2 separate regions of the Homo sapiens genome follow, and region 1 is linked to region 2. Evidence: chromatin contacts called from ENCODE Hi-C or POLR2A ChIA-PET data. All regions are on one chromosome and are shown on one strand. Each heading gives the region's core, a stretch centred on a gene start or an enhancer-like site at or near the end of the contact. The rest is flanking DNA. Distances are from core to core; before and after follow the strand shown. Region 1 overlaps SERPINE2 (serpin family E member 2). Region 2 overlaps WDFY1 (WD repeat and FYVE domain containing 1).

Region 1 (6,591 bases), core at 621-3,120, 130 kb before region 2:
TATACACCCCACACAGGACAAGAAGGAAGTTGAAGGTGGCAGCCTGTTGTATTTGGGTGACGTGCAGCTGAAGAGCTAGTTTTTGAGCACTTACTCTGTAAGAGGTGCTTAGAGGGGCACAGAAGTATCTGCAAAACAGGCCAATCTTTGAGGGGTTTATTTAGGTAGAAAGGGCACATCCATGATATTTAATAACAATTTGAGATAGTCTAGAACAGTGGCATATGGTATGGGGGAGGGGGAGGCAATCAGGGAGCATTGTCTGTAGAGGATCTGAAAGCAAAAATGAAATTACCTCAGTTTTTTTTATTATCATGGTGATAAAATATTCCTCCACCAGACCCAACCACTTCTACCACTCCCACCTTGTCCCTAAGTCCTGTACTGGATCAATAATCAGTTGCCAAAATGAGTTGATACCAGTGACATGTTTGGGAGGTCAAGCTGGCAGTGGTCAGTGTGGACTGAACTGTTGGGGAAGGCTGCGTGGAAGTCCCCTCCCCTCCCTCTCAGTTAGGACAGGACACCAGGAGAGCAGTCTGTGACCCTGAAGACTGCAGCAGTCCCTGATGCCCATGCGAGCCATGGGCCAGGAAAGTGCTTTCTGTGCATTGCCTCACCACGTGAGAGGCTGATAGCCCAAGATGGTTCTGTAGCTGAGGAATCTGGGTGAGTGACAGGTGTCCTCCTATGCGAGATTAGGGGAGTAACGCCCAGCTTTCAGACAGCCAGCAGGGGGGCTCAGTAGTGCTAATGCCAAGCCCTTCATGCAGAGAAGTGACTTAAGTGTCAGTTACTACTTTGTGCCAGAGGTAAATCTCTCTGCAGAGGGAAATGTTGGCACATAGCTGGTAAACACCAGTGTCTAGGTAGCCCTCCTGGGCACAACCGTCCTCATTTTTTCTTTTACTTGACTCTCCACTAAATCCTTTTTGCCCGAAACTTTGTAGAATTGGTATTTATTGATTTGTACCAGCTAAGAGTTGGCTATTTAGTCTCTGACGTGCTCTTTATGGCTGAAGAAAAACAGGTAACTCCTTCACAGAGGAGAGATTAATTCCCTAGAAAGGAAGACAAAAGTTTTCATGGACAACTTTGGAAAGGTGTGAAGCATTAAATATCTATGACAGCAAGACACGGGAATACACAAGCCTGTGTTAAGGCCTGATCCCTTCTGGGCCAGGCACATAAGCTGAAAATGGTACCTGAGCAATTTCTGAGTATGTCACGAAAAGGCACTGAAATACAGAAGTTTCTCTATGGAAAAGAGTGTCCCGGCTTGGAAACTGTGTCTGAAGCAAAAAATTTCCTCAAAATTGTTCTTCAGAAAGGGAGTTGCCGTCTAGTAGGGTCCTTACAAAATCATTAAGAGTTCGCAAAAAAACTAGATAGATGAGATCCATGAGTGACTGGCTGAGAACAGATGGGGAAGGCAAATTCGCCTGAAATTCTCTCAGTCAATGCATATTATGAATGCTTATCGAGGTTGCTTCATGAAAAGGGGTTAAATTTTAAAAAAGAGAGGCAAAGAAATTGAATACAGATTTAGTACTTGTTCTTGAGGTTATAACTTCAGAGTTGCCAGATATTGAACGTTGAATTAGTTAAGGTAGTGCTAGTTGTTGTAACAAATAAACCCAAATATGTACCGTGACTCAAACATGATGGAAGATTATTTTCCACTTGTATAAAGCCCGAAGTGGGCGTGTTTATGTGAAACCTGGTGATTTGGCGACCCAGCCTCTTCCTGTCTGTGGTTCCACTTTATTTAACAGGCAGCTGCTAAGGTCACGTACTTGTCAGCATTGAACTGGCGGAAGCAGAAAGATCATGGAGGACTGCATATGGGAGATTTTGATAGGCTAGGCCTGGGAGTGGAATGTGTCACTTCTCCTATTTCATTAAGAACAGTTCAGCCTTATGGTCACGCCCACCTACCTTGAAGGCTAGGAAATGTAGCCCAGCTCTGCGGTTGGCAAGAAGAGGAAATGGGTTTCCTGAAGAGCTAGCTGCCCTCTGTCATTTGAAATTTTATTAAGACCATTGAAGGTCACTTTAAAAGTAACACGATCACTAATATGCTGTGTGGATCGTCAATATATTTTTGCCTCTGAGGGCAACTTTCTTGGTCACTCTGAAGGGCTTCTGATGGCCTAGGGTAGGTGTTTCAGTGGCAGTGTTGCACATCGTTTTGAAAAGTGCTGTGTGATAGGCAACTTGGAAGGTAAGGAGGTGCTGTGCTTAGAAGAATGGTTACACAACTCACAAATTGAGGACAGGCATGTGGACACTACCTGGGAAGACTGTGAGCTAAATTGCTTCATGGAAGGTGGACATGGAATGAAAAGTACTATTTCTAACTCATAGGGTATGTGATTTCATGTGAGTCATAAAGTTTATTTGGGCAGATTGACCAAAATTTGTAGGGGGTAGGGATTTTCTCATTGGGAAAAGAAGAGGGCTGTCTTATCTGGGGGATGCCCTATATCCAAGCATGCATGGGAATTAGAAGTTAATCAAAGAAATAAAGAATTAACGCTGGAGGAGGGGAGCCTCACTCTTGCAATGTGGGAGAAGTTGGTCAGATGTGCTGGAAACACACTTATACATCTGGGAGGAAAAAGAGAGGTGAAAGCTGGGGAATGGGGTTAGTGCCAATCCTGCACTCTGAGGGAATGAAAAGAGACCCAGGGGACTGGGCAAGGGGCGGGCAGGTGACCTGTCCCTGGGAGAAGCCCTTGGCCGTGCCAGTCTTGTGGTGGGTACCCCCGTGTGCTCTCTTTTTTTTCTGTGTGATGTGGGCAGGTTCCCCAACCTCTCTGCATCTCTGTGTGTAAGAGTCTGTGAAATGATGTGTTCACAGAGCTGTGCACATAGTAGGGGCTTTATGAAAGTTTCTTCCCCCATCTTCTGTGCAGCTACTCACCAGCCCCATTGTTGGGGATCATTGTCTCCATAATTGGCTGTGAGTAACTGGGGAGATGTTCTCCCCTATAAAATGCAACTTCATGACAAAAAGAAGCTCAGCCCCCTTCATCCCTAAAGATTCGTTGGTGCAGTTTCTTATACCAGAGGTTAGATAAAGCTGAGAAGGAGAACTTCCATTGTCATTGACTTTTAATTCTAGAAGTCCCTGTTCTCCTATCTTAGCTTTGGATGTTGGCAGCAGGGCAGCAGGCGGGTCTTGTGAAGAAAAGTTCTGTGGAACCTAAGAGTTATTGACTTGTTCTTCAGCATCTTCGCGTAATCCTCATAGCAGCTCTCTGAAGTTCATTGGTGGGGAAGGAGGCTTATCACTGATCTTATAGATGAGGAAACTGAGTTGCAGATCAGGTATGTGACTTACCCATTGCAGGCAGGCCCAGGACTAGACAACAGGCCTGTTCCACAGTAGTGTTAAATGGGCATAGGTTTCTTCTGGGAAATAGCAAACGTCCCCTGGCCCTTAAATCCCTTCACAAGGCATTAGCATCAACTGTAGCAAAGGAAATGGAGTCAGGTTACAGGACGAAGCTCAGTAGCTGGGTGACTAAATCCAGGTTCGGAACCATGTTTCCCATCACTTAACATGGTTTCTGAGCTTTGAAGAACTTTTTTCGTTTGATAGGTGCTTGCTTGGCAGGAAGAGGTGGGCAGTGATCACCTTTTTACAAAATTTTTTTGAGATTTTCTTTGCAAACTCTTTGTACTGAAGGAAGAAAGCAAAAGGCGCAAAGAGTTGGAGATAAAAGCACAGGAACCTTTCTTAAAGTGGAAGTTGTCTTCTCATATCTTCCCCATCCCTCATTCCCTTTTCCTACTTTAGAAGTATTTCTATACCTTGTGCCTACAGATACATATATTTTTATTTACTTACTATATTTTGGAAAATGGCTCATATCATTTTTCCCCAGAAGTCAAAATGTGGGAACCAGGGACCACCCACCTCTTGTACCCAGTTCAAACTCTTTCTGGGTCACTGTTTTATGTGTAATTCATGCCAAAAAGTTACACTGAAGGATATGGATGGACCAAAGCTGCATGGGTTTCTTACAACAGGCCTGGGTAGAGAGGCTTGGTGCAAGAAACCCACCTTGATTACAAGAGCCAGAATGGAGAACTGAAAAAGAAAAGAATGTCTACCCAGTGTCACAGGATTACTTTTGTGGGTGCCAAAACATATCTCAAAGTAGCCCTTTAGTCACCTAATAAAAGATGGGAAATGTTTAGTCCATGTGTACTACTGGAATCCATGTATTTTAATATGACACCTTTGATATATTTGGAGGGAGGGTAGGAAAGATGTTCTCTGTTTTATTTCTTCTGAACCTTTTTAAAAGTTTCTGAACTGCTTAAATGAACCTACCTGTAGACTTAAATGTGTTAGGAAGCTGATTTAGCTGCACTGAGCTCTTCCTTTCCCTTACTTCCTTCTCAGGTTGTAGAATACAAGCTCAGCACTTTCCTGGCTTCCCTCTATTGCTCTGGGAAAGATAGTAAGTAAATAGTGTCTGTTGCCAAAGGGAGAAGAATAAACATAGGCTGGATCACCAAATGGTGCTGCATTTTATTTGTATGGTGTCAGAGACACTGGCTGCTTAGATGGCATCACTGAGGGAGATCCCCAGCATGAAGCAGAGAAGACAAACTTGGGAGTTTGTCAGGATACCCAGGGTCATTGCAGGTCAGAGAGACTGACTAACAATTACCAGACTCACAAGAGACGGATAAATAACAAGAGGGTCCTCTGACCAATAAGGACTTTCCTCACCTTAACAAAATCTTCATGGGAAGCCCACTTGTTATAGGAGGCTTGATTGGTGTATTAGTCTGTTCTCACCTTGCTATAAGGAAATATCCCAGACTGGGTAATTTATTAAGGAAAGAGGTTTAATTGACTCACAGTTCCTCAGGGCTGGGGAGGCCTCAGGAAACTTACAATCATGGTGGAAGGCAAAGGAAAAGCAGGCACCTTCTTCACAGGGTGACAGGACAGAGTGAGTGCAAGCAAGGGAAATGCCAGACACTTATAAAACCATCAAATCTCATGAGATTCACTCATTATCATGAGAATAGCATGGGGGAAACTGCCCCCATGATCCAATCACCTCCCACCTGGTCCTGCCCTTGGCACAGGGGGATTATGGAGATTATAATTCAAGAAGAGATTTTGGGTGGGGACACAGCCAAGCCATATCAATTGGTAAGTACCATGTGAAAGCAAGTTAATGGCCCATGTCATAGAACTAAAACCATTTGTTTTAGTTCTGTGTTGCTTGTAGGGAATTTTCTAGTCAGTTAGCACAAGAGGTTTAGTGGTTCAGCCAAGTTTCACATACTAGGTCCCTTCATTTCCAGAGATTGGGAGTGTCTAAAGGACTAATTTTGTAATGTCAGATAATGTAAGAGAATAGCCCCTGGTGACAGGTGATTGAAATAGATAATTTCTGAGTCCTTTCATTATTTCCTATCTGTTTCTTAATTCGTGAAATAAAAGTTAAGGGTTATCTAAGGAAGAACACTAAGTTATGACTAGTACTTTCATTTGTTCAATAAATACATATCTGGTGTTCATTATGTCATTTAACTTTAAATTTTTTTTTTTTTTTTTTCTTGAGACAGGGTCTCACTCTATCACCCAGGCTAGAGCACAGTGGTGTGATCTGGGCTCACTGCAACCTCTGCCTCCTGGGTTCAAGTGATTCTCCCACCTCAGCCTCATGAGTAGCTGGTACTACAGACGTGAGCCGCCACACCTGGCTAATTTTTTTTTTTTTTTTTTTTTTTTGAGAAGGAGTCTCGCTCTGTTGCCCAGGCTGGAGTGCAGTGGTGTGATCTCAGCTCACTGCAAGCTCCGCCTCCTGGGTTCATGCCATTCTCCTGTCTCAGCCTCCCAAGTAGCTGGGACTACAGGCGCCCGCCACCATGCCCGGCTAATTTTTTGTATTTTTAGTAGAGACAGGGTTTCACCGTGTTAGCCAGGATGGTCTCGATCTCCTAACCTCATGATCTGCCCGCCTCGGCCTCCCAAAGTGCTGGGATTACAGGCGTGAGCCACCACGCCCAGCCTAATTTTTGTATTTTTAGTAGAGACTAGGTTTCGCCATGTTGGCCAGGCTGGTCTCAAACTCCTGACCTCATGTGATCCACCCACCTTGGCCTCTTAAAGTTGGGATTACAGGTGTGATCCACTGTACCCGCCTTAACTTTAAATTCAGATACTTTTAATTCTTTGGTTATGGTTTGTTGGTTGCTACCACTGTGGGTCACTGTCTTATCCTTCCCAGTAGGGATAGATGTGGCTGCTCTTCTGATTTTCACCTCCTCTTACTAATTTACCCTGTGGTGGGAAACACATCAACTGATAGTGTTATTTCATGTTAAGTAAAGGCAAATAGCCACCTTCCTCATTTGACTGAAACTCAATGTGTCACATTCTACCTCTTTTCTTAGTCCTTAAGGATTTCTGTCATCTGTTAGTCTGCAGGCTCTTAAGGTCAGGCTCTGTCTTCCCTTCATCTTTGAAGCTTCTACTCTTGTGCTTCCCTCTTGATGTAGGCCCTGAATCACTGTTTTGTTGACTAGGAGAGCACATGAACTGTTTGTGCAACC
Region 2 (6,431 bases), core at 291-2,790:
GTGAGCCGAGATTACAGCACTACACTCCTGCCTGGGTGACAGAGTGAGACTCTGTCTCAAAAAAATAGAAATAAAAATAAAATAAGTTATTGTGCTGGGAAGACCTTTAAAATTACTTCTAACTGGTAAAAACCTTTTGGAAGAATTGTTGTTATTACTTTAAAAAAATTTGTCAGTTTCTAAGCCCCTGAGCAAGACCTGATAAATACAATTAGAAGAAATGTGTGGGCTGGTTCAGCCTCTGCTTGGGAAACATACCCTGTGTAGGGACTGAGGGAAAAGAATTACTGGGTGGAATTTCATTTCTGTAGTGCAGTGGGTTGGTGAAGCTCTGTGGAGGGGTTTTTAAAGTCCATTGATTGTATTGAGTGACTCGCCACATACACATGTGTAATAAAGAGGTTTCATTAGATGCTGTATTGGGCCATTCTTGCATTGCAGTAAAGAAATATCTAAGACTGGGTAATTTATAAAGAAAAGAGGTTTAATTGGTTCGTGGATCTACAGGCTGTACAGGAAGCATGGTGCCGGCATGCTTCTGGTGAGGGCCTTAGGAAGCTTACAGTCATAGCAGAAGGTGAGGTGTGAACAGGCACATCACATGACAAAAGCAGGAGTGGGGGTGTGGGGGTGCCACACACTTTTAAACAACCATATCTCAAGGGAGCTCATTTACTGACTCAAGGAGAGCACCAAGGGGATGGCACTAAACCATTCGTGAGAAATCCACCCCCATGAGCCAACTACCAAGCCCCACCTGCAACATTGGGGATTACAGTTTAACATGAAATTTAGAGGCTGGGCCCGTTGGCTTACACCTGTAATCCCAGCACTTTGGGAGGCTGAGTTGGGCAGATCACTTGAGGTCAGGAGTTTGAGACCAGCCTGGCAACATGGCGAAACCCCATCTCTACTAAAAATACAAAAAACATTAGCTGGACGTTGGCAGGTGCCTGTAGTCCCAGCTACTCAGGGAGGCTGAGGCAGGAGAATCTCTTGAACCCGGGAGGCAGAGGTTGCAGTGAGCCAAGATCATGCCATTGCACTCCAACCTGGGTGACAGAGAGAGACTCCGTCTTAAAAAATATATATATATATATATATATATATATATATATATATATGCGAAATTTAGAGGGGACACATGTCTAAACTATGTCAGATGCTAAGCTGTAATGGATTGCAGTTTTCATACAGATCACAAGATCACATTCTGATATATGTCACAAAGTACAAGCTTTGAGGCCATCTGGTTTATGGAGAACTGGGGAGTTGCTGAAAGAATCAATGATGGACTTATTTATGACCATAGTAAGCGTTTCAGTTGTAACAAGTTATAATAAATGTACACTATGCTTTCTATGTAATCTATTTAGGTGAAATGGAGTATATCAAATCAAGGACCCTGTAGGGGAAAAGAAGAAAAGAGAACAGCAAGTTAAAATAGCTTTGGGCAGGAAAGCAGAGGCCCGTGAAGAAACCACTTTCTGTTTATGACTAATTCTCTCATGACCCCCAGGCTCGCCAGTTTTTTCAGGGTTGCTAAAGGCAGAATGGGTTCTAGTAACTACCAGAATGGGTACTGGTTTTCATGCTGAAAGACCGTATTTATCTGCTCTTAAGCCTCTAACTGAAATGGATGGCACATAGATTACACAGGGTCGAAAGTCATGTGAAAGTAACCCCTGAAGCCTTTGCAGAATATTTGTTTCTACTTTTGTTCTGTTTTTGGAAAGTGTATGTGATAAAGTAGTTTCTGTTTGCTTTTGAATATGGCATCATTAATTTTCTATATACCTACCAAAATTATTATTAGCTTGTGTGGCTGGTTCAGTTTTACTAAGTTGATTAATGTTTCTTCTAGACAAACAGCAGTCGATGAACAAGGAAAGGACCTACTGAAAGATATACCTGTAGAAAGAAAGATTTCCCCAAGGGTTTCAAATTTGATAAGTTAGCCAATATAAAGTATGAAATGTGAAGTTCAGATTTTTCACATAAATTACTTGGCATAATTATGTAGTGTACAACAGACTTTTTTCTGTGGTACTTAATGTAATTTGCTTAAACATAGACATCTTGGGGTAAAACACCTGCCATGTCCCAGAGACCCAGAATAATCTAGATTTTTTATCTTGTGTAGGTTGGACACAGTAAACTTTACTGGTTTTTGTCACTAAATATTAGTAGCAATTTTTTTCTTCATTCTGAACATTTTGTATGTAAGCTACTTTGTAATTTTTGTCACAGAAGAACGAAAAACTTCTTTAAAAATCTTTGTATTACAAGCAGTTTTTTTTTTTTTTTTTTTTTTTTTTTTGAGACAGAGTCTCACTCTGTCACCCAGGCTGGAGCGCAGTGGTGCTATCTTGGCTCACTGCAACTTCCACCTCCTGGGTTCAAGCAATTCTCCCACCTTAGCCTCCCGAGTAGCTGGGATTACAGGCGCCTGCCACCATGCCTGGCTAATTTGTTTTTTTGGAGAGATAGGGTTTCACCATGTTGGCCAGGCCTAGTCTTGAACTCCTGGCTTCAAGTGATTCGCCCTCCTTGGCCTCCCAAAGTGCTGGGATTACAAGTGTGAGTCACCATGCCCGGCCCAAAGTAGTTTGATGCATAATTGAAAATTGTAATCTTATGACTGTGGATAATGGTGCTGTGTCTTCTGTATGACTCATGATAGCATGGTTGAATGACCCGTTGTACACCATGAAGATACCTTTTTGCTTAAAGACTCAGCTGCTCCTAGTTTGGTCTTCAGCTGTCAAATGTATACGTCCTGATGTAGAGTTATATTTTACTTCTCCCCTGCCTCCCTCTCTCTCTCTCTCTCACAAATCCCTAGGTAGTGTCGCCTGCCTCTGGTGGGACCCTATTCAGCGGTTACTCTTCTCAGGAGCATCTGACAACAGCATCATCATGTGGGACATCGGAGGAAGGAAAGGCCGGACGCTGTTACTTCAGGGCCATCAGTGCGTGACCACTTGTGGGGGTGGGGAAAGAATCCGAGTTAGTGGGGAGCTAGTGAAAGGCATTAATAGTCTGATACCACTTTCTGCAAACCCCACGTTCTAAGATGGCAATTATCATTGATAGGGCTCAGTTCACTTTTAACTGCTTTCTGTCAGCCCCGAGTGTCTGATGTTTAGTAGCAAAAAACTAAACAAAACAAACAAACAAACAAAAAAACAAATGCAGGGCTTTCTTCCTCCTTAGTCCAAAGAGCACTTGCCACTTTTTCTCTCAAGGAGTCACCCTGTTGAAATATCTGATTAAGGCAGGCATAGGATAGAGATGCAGGTGAGGACTTTGACCATGGAAGGTTGCATGTAACATGATACTAAGCTGTTGTTGAGCTGGGAGCCTAACTTGTTTTTTGTTCTTTGTTTTTTTATTCTAAAAGATATTAAATTAAGAAATGTTGTCTAGTTTGACAGTGGAATTCACCTGAGTGATACCATTGTATATTTAGGATCTTGCCCTGTAGCCCTGAAAGAAAAAGAAATACATCTTCACCTTGCTTTCTTTTCTTTCCTTTTTGGCTAGGCTGCAGCTGTTACTATAATCACAGTCAAGCTGAAAATTAGCTGAGGAAACATATTATACACAAGTATAACAGGCCAAGAGCTTGTTTCCTTGGGCATCCTAAGGGGTAGTATGACAGGCATGCAGGAGGGACAGAGGTCTTTACCCCATCTGTGTGTGTCTGTGTGTGTTTGTGTGTGCACACTAGTGATCTTTGTGGTGTTTGACTCCTTGTTCATATGAATTGTGGTCAGTAGGGGAGTTATACCTCCTTCGTTCTTGTTTCTGAACAAGTAGGTAAATCTTATGCATCTGAAAGGGAAATCATGTTGATTGGTCCCAAAAACCATAGCCCTCATCAAATCTCTGGCCTACAATTCTTAATGACCGATTTGAAAGTAGTCATATATTTTATAGAAAGTATCATTCTGTATTATGAGTTATAAAATGCCAAGTAAAGTTTATACTAGAATTCATTTTACCATGCTAAATAGTCAGTGGTAAAATACCACTTGCTGATTTTAATGAGGAGAGCAATTTGAGCCTAAATGAAGACAGTTCCTGTGTTTTTCCGCATGGAGACAAGTGACTGTTGTGTGTGCTGTTTGCAGTGACAAGGTGCAGTCGCTGTGCTACCTTCAGCTCACCAGGCAGCTCGTCTCCTGTTCCTCGGACGGCGGAATTGCAGTGTGGAACATGGATGTTAGCAGAGAAGAGGTAAGAGACAAGGGCAAGTCCAGGCTGATCGGGGGAGACCCCCAGGAACCTGGCTTCTTCTTGGCTTTTCACCCCGCAAGCTGTAAATGCTGGTCCAGGTGCAGACAGTCCCAGCTTCCCCTTCTGCTAATGGGTTATTTCTGACAAGGTCCTTTGTGTCATTTTGCATTGCTTCCTCTGCTCATTTGAGAGTTTCTACCAATGACATGCAGTATATACAATCAGCGTTTAGGCTGGTTCTCAGCCTTGAGCAATACACTGAGATAACACTTTGAGACAGATTTCTGGCATATCCAGTGATTTGGACTGCATAGAGGTCCTCCGAAGCACCATTGTGGTCCCGTAGCATTCCTGTAGGAAACCCTGAGAGATGCATCAGTGACTGCTGTCAGGGACATAGCTAAACACTTGACAGGTTTCTGGGAAAATATATTTCCATTTCTCTGCTTTTACTTCCCATTGAGTTCTAGTTCACTGAGGCCATGTCGACATAGTATTCTTTTCAGGTGACCTAATTTCTAACTTGGTTCGGCCACTAACTAGTTGTGAGACCTTATTTGGTTAAGTGCCTTAATTTCTCTAAGTATCTGTTCCCTCCTACATAAAGTGGAATTGTGGAATGAAATGACTTCTCAGTTGTCTTCCAGTTCTTTAGACAGACAGTCTAATTGTCTAAACAATCTCTCTCTCTCTTTTTTTTTTTTGAGACAGGGTCTTGCTTTGTCACCCAGGCTGGAGTGCAGTGGCATGATCTTGGCTCTCTGCAGCCTCAACCTCCCAGGCTTAAGCGATCCTCCCACTTCAGCTTCCTGAGTAGCTGGGGCTACAGGCATACACTACCATGCACAGCTTATTTTTCAATTTTTTTTTTTTTTTTTTGGTAGAGACAGGGTCTTGCTGTATCGTCTAGGCTGGTCTCAAACTCCTGGGCTCAAGCAATCCTCCTGCCTCAGTCTCCCAAATTGCTGGGATTATAGGCATGAGGCACTGTGTACATTCTCTTTTTTAAATATTTTGAAGAATGCTGCAGTGAATATTCTTGACCTTGTCATTGTGTGATTGATCAATTATTTATTTCAGACAAATTTCTGGAAATAGACCTTCTGGGTCCAAGGATATATACATTCTTAAGGCTTTTTATAGATGTCGTCAAATGATTTCCAATCAAGGTTTCCATTCTCATCTCTGCCTGTACTGTCATTATCTTTCTTTTCTAAGTGACATCTACAACTTACGATGTTGTTAGCAAAAAAGTTGATTCCAGAGAAGATTTTAGATCATGAGGGATGTTAATGACTTATAGTTTAACTTCAGAAATATTTGTTGGGCACCTACAGGGTGTCCTTACAGTCGGGAAACTCAAGTGAATGTATTTAATAAATGGCTTATTGATATTGCATTGCAGTACCTACTGTGTTGCATGACATCACATGATCTGTTCAGTATCCTGTCCTTTATGGCAATATGTTGTTCAGTGTGCTGTGCACCATTGTAATAGACATTATGCGTTGATGCAGAATTCCCACCAGTCCCTGCACATGTGTCTGCTTTGTGTTGTCTCTGATTCTTTGTGAGTCTGATTCTCACTGATTAAACCTTCATTTTTAGCATATTCCAGTAGAAGTGATCAAGGGGCTTTCATCTATTTTTTTTTTAAATGGTGACATTACTCATTTCCAGACTTTATGGCTACTGTACACAAAGATACTTGCCCACAAGAAATGTGTAATCTAGTGGAAGAAATAGACTACCCTATAAATAATAAAATGCAATCCATAATACAGAGACGTACTGATTGTGAGATTTTTTGGTAACTTTGTAAGACAAGTCAGATAGAGGAAATTTGGATTACATGTCTGCTGGTTAATTTCTCTTTTTGAATTTTCTAAAAATTATTTGGTAAGGCTTAGAATATTTTATTATTAAACACAGATACATTGGCTCAATAGTATAGGATGTGGCCAGCGCAGTGGCTCATGCCTGTAATCCCAGCGCTTTGGGAGGCTGAGGTGGGTGGATCACCTGAGGTCAGGAGTTGGAGTCCAGCCTGGCCAACATGGTGAAACCCAGTCTCTACTAAAAAATATAAAAATTAGCCAGGCATGGTGGCAGGTGCCTATAATCCCAGCTACTTGGGAGGCTGAGGCAGGAGAATCACTTGAACCCAGGAGGCAGAGGTTGCAGTGAGC

What was found. Hi-C counts contacts between places; a loop is a spot of excess contacts on that map. ChIA-PET counts read pairs that join two places held with the same protein, here RNA polymerase II (POLR2A). Pooled maps may share reads with other maps.
Region 1: a loop to region 2 is called in a map of B cell, with 3 times the contacts of the local background. The contact joins two enhancer-like sites. A Hi-C loop is called at or near these places in 1 of 168 maps with a recorded cell type or tissue (B cell), 10 of 37 single-sample maps with no recorded cell type and 5 of 50 pooled maps. POLR2A ChIA-PET finds 5 or more read pairs at or near these places in 1 of 52 experiments (activated CD4-positive, alpha-beta T cell).

The regions. Positions count from the first base shown.
Region 1 is chr2:224,021,335-224,027,925 of GRCh38, reverse strand. The region is part of intron 1 of SERPINE2 (serpin family E member 2); the gene reads left to right. Among named protein-coding and RNA genes, the nearest start is that of SERPINE2, 15 kb to the left of the region's middle. RefSeq lists enhancers at 1-603, 604-1,243, 1,635-1,684, 1,745-1,804. Within about 2 kb of position 1,870, at least 4 of the 41 ENCODE cell types and tissues checked have a DNase peak (open chromatin) inside an H3K27ac peak, as active enhancers do.
Region 2 is chr2:223,892,045-223,898,475 of GRCh38, reverse strand. It overlaps WDFY1 (WD repeat and FYVE domain containing 1), which reads left to right. Exons shown (of 12, transcript NM_020830.5): 7 at 2,846-2,972; 8 at 4,137-4,242. Among named protein-coding and RNA genes, the nearest start is that of WDFY1, 50 kb to the left of the region's middle. RefSeq lists enhancers at 1,338-1,537, 1,658-1,717, 2,459-2,518, 2,529-2,678, 2,689-2,748. Within about 2 kb of position 1,540, at least 5 of the 41 ENCODE cell types and tissues checked have a DNase peak (open chromatin) inside an H3K27ac peak, as active enhancers do.